2 separate regions of the Homo sapiens genome follow, and region 1 is linked to region 2. A link is an interaction called in ENCODE POLR2A ChIA-PET data of the cell type or tissue named here. Cell type or tissue: A673. All regions are shown on one strand.

Region 1 (4,000 bases), 110 kb after region 2:
ACAAACCAGTTGTGCGTATTTGGTAGCAAAGCAGCAGAATCCCATAAACAGTGTTCAATTTTGACAGTTTATGAAAGGTGCTTGAAAAGTTTATGAAAGTCAAAAAGTCTCAAAGCTCTTGCTGTAGAGCTGCAGACTCCAGGCAGTTAAGTGACCAGACTGAAATACATATTTATATAAATGTACTGCTGAACAAATATTACATATATTAAAAAACATTCACAAGAATTTGATATAAGGATGGGAAAATATATCAGTTATGAAATATTTTCCTCCACATATATTTTGTACCCCCTACACTGATTATCACTACTTTAGAGTTCCTTTAATGCAACTACCTTCTTTTTATAAATGAAGAAACTAAGTGGAAAAATAAGTAGAGTGACTTGATAACTTAGTGGTGGGTTAAATGTGAGAAATTCCTGACTCTGGGATTGAGAGATAAGATAAAGAGAAGTGTTGAATATCCTTTATTAAGTGCCTTTAAGAATGAAGGCTTAGACTTTTAAAATCTCATGTTTTTCAAACTTCAGGGTTTTATACCTCAGTTTTCCATTTGAAAACTAGAGTTTTTAGCGATTGATTTTCAAATGCATGAAAAGGGGAGAAAAGGCAAAACTTCATGAACTAGTATTTTAAATGTGGAATAAAATGATATTTATTGAAAAATAGGCCAGGCTTAGTTGTCCACACCTGTAATCCCAGCGCTTTGGGAGGCCAAGGCAGGCAGATCACTTAAGTCCAGGAGTTCAAAACCAGTTTGGTTGACATGATGAAACCCTGTCTCTATAAAAAATACGAAAATTAGCTGAGTATGATGGCATGTGCCTGTATTGCCTTAGTCCCAGCTACTTCGGAGGCTGAGGCTTGAGGATTACTTGAACCCAGGAGGTAGAGGTTGCAGTGAACCGAGATCGTGCCACTACACTCCAGCCTGGGCAACAGTGAAACACATCTCAAACTTCTTAATTGTCCTCTTGGCATCTGCTTTCACCCACTCTCATGAACTTTTTTAATTGCCTTTCCCTGGACCAGCTCTAGTTCTGCTACAGCAGTCAGTAACACACACAGATAAGTGTACATCGCCACTAGCCCTATCAGTACTTTAACAGTGAGTCATATCTTTCTCGACTTTCTCTGTGCCTGTACTAATTTATATATACTTTTTCTCCCCCTCCACAATGGGATCATTCTTTATCTGAGTCATTTGCTATATCTGTATATATTGTTTTAAGGGGTGCATCTTGTGTTATTTTCTGTTCTGCATTTATATCCCAAAACTATTGAAAATAATTTTTTTTCTTCCAGAAGGAATGTTCAAAGTAATATTTCTTGTTTTGTAAAGTTAATGTCTCTTCTTTAACACAGTGGTCACAAAGAAAATATTTTCATTTTGTCTCTGCTTTTAATTATTTCTTTAAACTTAGGTTCTAAGGTTCTAAGACAGCCTACATTTATCTCACAAATTAATTAGGACTATCTTTATGTTCCAGTCATTTGCTCAAAATCCTACACTGGTTTTGTCTGGGAGCTTGAGACTTGAGAGGACTGGTCTAGATCTGCACTATCCAACTTGATAGCCACTAGCCACATGTGCTATTGAGTGCTTGAAATGTGGCTAGTCCGAATTGAGATGTGCTGTAAGTGTAAAATACACACCAGATTCCAATGATGTAGTGCCAAAAAAAGTAAAATATTAATAATTGTTTTGTATTGCTTACATGTTGAAATGATAATAGGCTGGATATGTTAAGATAAATAAAATAATTTATTAATGTCATCTGTTTCTTTTTGCTTTTTAACGTGGCTAATAGAAAACTTTAAATTACATTTGTGACTTGGATTGTATTTCTATTGGACAGTGCTGGTCTAGATGTCAGACTGCATGAAGAAAAAATCTTTTATTTTGAAATATGTAAACTTTTGAGTGCTTCCTGATTATAAACTGGCAGTGATCTAGTTTGCAATTTTTATTTTTGGCAGTGATGATAACGGGGTATAAATATGATCACAGAATGTTCTAAGAAACTTCTGCCAGTTTTTCTAGCTAGATACAAACTTTATTCTTGGTATATTTTATGACTTATTTAACTGAAAATAAGTACTTCCTTAATAGAAATTTGTACTTGACTTTAAAAATCAAACTGTTTGGTCTCTTCTAAGAAGTTTATTAGAAATGCAACAAAGGGCCAGGCACAGTGGCTCATGCCTATAATCCCAGCACGTTGGAAGGCCAAGGTGAAGGGATTGCTTGAACCCACGAGTTCAAGACCAGCCTGGGCAACATAGCAAGACCACGTCTCTACAAAAAATTTAAAAATTAGCTGGGTATGGTGGCTCACACCTGTAGTCCCAGCTACTCTGGAGGCTAAGGTGGGAGGATCACTTGACCCCAAGAGGTTGAGGCTGCAGTGAGCTATGATTGTGCCACTGTACTCCAGCCTGGGTGACAGAGCAAGACCCCATCTCAAAAAAAAAAAAAAAAAAAAAAAGACACGCAACAACAACAGTCTATTTCTTGTTTATGTCTTAATAAAGAATTTACGGTAAATATCATTTATTCTCTATGTGCTTTGAATTTCTGAGTTTATTTCCAGCAAGAACTCGAAAGATTAGGCAAGAGTTGCAAATATTTATAGGAATTAAATAATGCACAAGTAAACTATGCATATAAAATATAAAGGATGTTTCTATACCTGCTTTTAATTGGGAAATTCAGCTTACCAAAAAGGTTAATTCAGTTGTTTTTCTGTATGATTTCTAAGATGAACCTATATCCACACATATATCGTATGTATTTTTTTGTGAGATGGAGTCTTGTTCTGTCGCCTGGGCTGGAGTGCAGTGGCATGATCTCAGCTCACTACAACCTCTGCCTCCTGGGTTCACGCAAGATTCTCCTGCCTCAGCCTCCCGAGTAGCCGGGATTACAGGCATCCACCACCATGCCCAGCTATTTTTTGTATTTTTAGTAGAGACGGGGTTTCACTATGTTGGCCAGGCTGGTCTTGAACTCCTGACCTCGTGATCCACCCGCCTCGGCCTCCCAAAGTGCTGGGATTACAGGCGTGAGCCACCACACCCGGCCTCATACATCATTTTAAACAAAATTAATAAGACTCCCATACAAGAAAATTTTAATTTTTAAAAATAGTTTACCAGATGAATTTAATCATGTAATATCAGTATGATACTATACCACATATATTGTCTATAGGAAGAATTGCTAGATATTCAGTATCTGAGAAAGAAGATTCAATTAGAATTTAAAATCTGATTTAAATTTCTAAAATTTTTTCTTAGAGTTTTATTAATCAAGATAAAAGAAAAGACACAGAAGATGAAGATAAATCAGAATCATTTATGCAAAAATATGAGCAAAAAATCAGACATTTTGGTAAGTCTACTACTTGGATTTCCTTCTTTGTAATGTTTGGTATCATATGTACATGTGCAAAAAATGGATTTATAAAAAGAGAGCCAAAAAGAAAAGTGGCAAACTCCAATTTTGTAGCTTCTGGCACAGCTGTATAGATCTTGTTTTAGAATTTTTTTTTTTTTTGGTTATAAATAAAATTAATTGACAGAGCAAACCAAATGGTAAAGAGAAGCAAAAGTATTATTATATAGTGTACTACCTTTAAGACAACTTTATGTATTCCATAGCCTCTTTCCATTTCCTAAGTAGTCTTTGCTTTTTTCTTTTTCCTCTTTGCTTCCTTGGAATCTGATTATCTTATGTTTTAAAGATTATTCATTTTTTTTCAGGTTTTGGATATGATGCTTTATAATTCAGGCAGATCCTTGAACTGTTACTCAGATAAATATAGTAATAGAAATGTATATATAAAGAACTGAAAAATAGGTTTTTTCTATTGGGGAAAAAGGGTAAGAGGGGGGTTGATACAAGTGAAGGCTTCCCAGAGGAGCCAGCATCTGAGCTTGATTTCAAGGAACAGATAGGAGTTTTTCATGTATAAGGGAGGCAAGCCAACAGCAA
Region 2 (4,000 bases):
CCATGGGCTAGTTACAGCATACAGATTTCTTGCTATGGCTGGCATAAAGGATACATAAACATTCCTTTATGTTTAAACGAATGAGGAGGCAGGGGTCATGTCATGAAAGGTTTTGTACGAAGAGCTTGTGGAAAGCTCTTAGATGCTTTGTCATATTATGGACAGATTTGCATTTTATGTATTTATTTATTTTTTGAGATGGAGTTTTGCTCTGTCGCCCAGGCTGGAGTGCAGTGGCACAATCTCGGCTCACCACAACCTCCGCCTCCAGGGTTCAAGCAATTCTCCTGCCTCAGCCTCCTGAGTAGCTGGGACTACAGGCGTGCACCACCACACCTGGCTAATTTTTGAATTTTTAGTAGAGATGGGTTTCACCATGTTGGCCAGGCTGGTCTTGAACTCCTGACCTCAGGTGATTTGCCCACCTCAGACTCCCAAAGTGCCGGGATTATAGGTGTGAGCCACCACGCCCGGCAGATTTGCATTTTACAAAGATAAGCAGCAATATGGAAGATATATTGGATGGGAGCAGGGACCAAATCTAGGAAACCAGTTAGGAGACCACTGCAGAAGTCCAGGCAGGGTATTAGAAGGCACTGACACTGAGGTTGGAGAAGAGCTAATGAATTGAAGAAGCATCAGCTGGATTCAGGGTGAAAGGCGAGGGAATGCCAGGATGACTCCCAGGATTGGCAGATGATTCTAAATTGGTGGGTGGGGCTTACCAGAACAGGAACGAGTGTAAGAGAAGCACATATAGGTGGGAAAGATAAATAGTAAATACTTTTTGACAGATTGAATTTGAAATGCCTTTAAGACTTCCAGTTGCACATATGCAATGAGAAATATAGGTCTGGCTGCAGATACAGACATCAGGAACATGGGCTTAATAATGGTCTTCAAATGTGTAAGTCACAAGTTATTGCTTGTATTGGAATCGCGGCTACATCATGATTAGCTGTGATCTTGGGCAAGTGACTTGAATTTTTAAACTTCTGTTTTCTCATCTGTAAAATGAATAATAGTACCTACAACTTATTCAAGTAGTGGCAATTAAGTAATATGCATATAAAATGTTTATAACTGTGCCTATGTAGTGAGTACTCAGTGAATGTTGAAAATGGATGACATGACGTAGGGAGAGTTTGCAGAGAAGAGAAGGAGATTAAGGACTGAGGCTTGGAAAAATCCTAATACTAGAAGCAGGTAGAGAAGGGAAAACCCAAGAGGGAGAGGGAGAAGGACAGAGAGATGGGAGGGAAGCCAGTAAACCTTGGTATCATGGAAACCCAGAAAAGAGAGATTTTCAAGGGTGAAATGGTCCACAGAGTCAGAAGCTGCAGAGAATTCTAGTGAAATGAGGATAGACATTGTCTGCCCAAGTAGATGGTAGAACTGTCATTAGTGGATTTTGCCAGATTTGTTTCTCTAGGACAGCACTATTCAATATGGTAACCACTAGCCATGTGGCCCACTGAATTGGATAGCACAGACACAGAATAGTTTCATCATTGCAGAAAGTTCTTTTGGACAGCACTATGTTAGAGTGATAGGCTGGGATTAGAGTTAACCTGAAGACTTTTGTTCAGTTTAGAATGGAAGTTTAAGACTAAACTGGTCCCTAGGCCTGCTCAAGGTTGAATCTGAACTTTTTAGAGTTAATTCATTCTTGTGTCCCAGCCTAAACATAAATTCTAGGGATAAAATCAGAGTTTGTTAACTAACAATGTTCTAATACAATGCATTTTTTAAATCCTCCCCAACCCTAAATCGCAAAGTATTTCTGTTGGCTGAAGACAAGTGCAAAATACACCATTTGGCACACCAGCTGGGGAACTATCCCAATGCTGTGTAATCTATAAAAAGTGTTAGCGGCTAAAGAAGCCTGTGCCAAAGAGATTGAGCAAAGTCCTGTAATTATAACAGCAGAGGGTATGTCAAAATTGAAACCTTGAATCATGCCTGAAAAAGTTTCTGCTCCACAACCACCCCTGTGCTTCCAACAGTTGTTACTTTTACATTTCCAAGGGTTTTTTCCCACTTCCCTCACCCTGGGCTGTGGAACCCAGTCTTCACTGAACTGATTTCCAAGGAGTGGTTTATGAAGTGCCTATTCTTTTGTGTATTTGACACTTTGTGATGAAATCCCTCCCTCTTTTTTGGTTGTAAGTTTTCTAGATCTTTCTAATCATTTTTTTAATCTCACTGCCAGAGGAATGAACTCTGGGCCTAGAAGCTAAATAGTCAATTCTCATTAAAGCCTCTCCGGCTACCTCTGGTATATTCTTAAATCAGATTTGCTGAAAACTACTGGCCCAGAGCCAATAACAACTGTGAGGCCCAAAGTAATCATTGGCTTAAAATTAAAAATCCTCACTGGCTCTACATGGAAAATAATAAAAGTTGGTTTTGCTTGACAGTTACCATTATAGTTCATGTGACTAATGGTTAAAGAGATTTTTAGACCCAAAGTATATTTCTGTGGACTGGACATCAAAGAAACATAGGTACCATCTACCCAAAACATACCCTTTTGTGGCTTTATCATAATACTCAAAGGTTACAACGGATTGAAAATTGTGTGAGAATATGTGTCAAAATGGAAAAAAAAAGGATAAATTGTCTTATAAAAATAATTAGGGCCGGAAGCGATGGCTCAGACCTGTAATCCCAGCACTTTGGGAGACCTAAGTGGGTGAATCACTTGAGTCCAGGAGTTCGAGACAAGCCTGGGCAAAATGGCAAAACCCCATGTTTACCAAAAATATTCTAAAAAAGAAAAATTAGCCAGGCATGGTGGCATGTGCCTGTAGTCCCAGCTACTCAGGAGGCTGAAGTGGGCAGACTGCTTGAGCCCAGGAGGCAGAGGTTGCAGTGAACTGAGATGGCGCCACTGCACTCTAGCCTAGGCAACAGAGTGAGATTCCATCTCAAAGAAAAGAAAGAAAGAAAGAAAGAGAGAAAAGAAAAAGAAAGAAAGAAAAGTAAAGCTAATTATACAGCAGGGCGCAGAGGCTCACACCTGTAATATCAGCACTTTAAGAGGCCAAGGCGGGCGGATCACTTTAGCCCAGGAGTTTGAGACCAGCCTGAGCAACAAGGCGAGGCCCCGTCTCTACAAAAAATACAAAAATTAGCCAGGTGTTATGGAGTGCATCTGTGGTCTCAGCTACTCAGGAGGCTGAGGCAAGAAGATCGCTTGAGCCCAATAGGTGGAGGCTGCAGTGAGCTGTGATCATGCCACTGAACTCCAGCCTGGGCAACAGAGTGAGACCTTGTCTCTGGAAAAAAAAAAAATATATATGTGTGTGTGTGTGTGTGTGTGTGTGTGTGTGTGTGTGTGTGTGTGTGTGTATAAGGAATAAAGAAGAAAGACAATTGTAGGATTTGGGGCCTAGAAAGAGCTGAGAGAAAAAAAAAGTAGCAGTAGTAATAGTAGTAGTAGTAGTTGTTGTAATAGTTGTTGTTTTGGTTGCTGCAGTAGCAGTAGTAATAATACCAGTGGCAGCAGCGACAGCAGCAATAGAGGAAGCATTAGCAGCAACTGCTGTTGTTGCAGAAGTAGCAGCAGAAATGGCACGTTTTTAATCTTTTTGTTTGTTTTTTGTTTTATTTTACTTTAAGCTCTGGGATACGTGTGCAGAACATGCAGGTTTGTTACATAGGTATACGTGTGGAAATGGCATGTTTTTAAGCATCTACTATACAAGTGCTATCCCAGATGCCTTACGTGTATTAACCTCATTTAATCTTCCCAGCAGCTTGCAGTAGACATACTGTCCCCATCTTACAGGCAAGGAATTGAGATTCAGAGAAGTAACTTGCCTGAAGAAATGCCATCAGTAAAATGGTAGAGCCCAAAGTACATCACCCAGGTGTGTCTGACACTAAAACCTGTGTTCCCTCCAAGTCACAAGCCATCCTTCAACCTGTTTAGAGAGCCAAGTCCAATGGCCGGTCCTAAAACTAGGACCTCAGTGTGAGGAAAGAACTTTGTACC

The links. ChIA-PET counts read pairs that join two places held together with the same protein. Peaks named below come from ENCODE experiments on the same cell type or tissue, not always from the same donor. Only the 100,000 strongest peaks of a DNase experiment are listed, where the experiment ranks them.
Region 1: POLR2A ChIA-PET joins it to region 2 with 7 read pairs; 3 of 35 experiments call an interaction of 5 or more read pairs at or near these places.

The regions. Positions count from the first base shown.
Region 1 is chr9:4,685,210-4,689,209 of GRCh38, forward strand. It overlaps CDC37L1 (cell division cycle 37 like 1, HSP90 cochaperone), which reads left to right. Exons shown (of 7, transcript NM_017913.4): 3 at 3,304-3,397. Among named protein-coding and RNA genes, the nearest start is that of CDC37L1, 7.6 kb to the left of the region's middle. In A673, no CTCF peak of the experiment used is centred here; no DNase peak of the experiment used is centred here; H3K27ac peaks cover 1,393 bases.
Region 2 is chr9:4,577,299-4,581,298 of GRCh38, forward strand. The region is part of intron 10 of SLC1A1 (solute carrier family 1 member 1); the gene reads left to right. Among named protein-coding and RNA genes, the nearest start is that of PLPP6, 83 kb to the right of the region's middle. In A673, no CTCF peak of the experiment used is centred here; no DNase peak of the experiment used is centred here.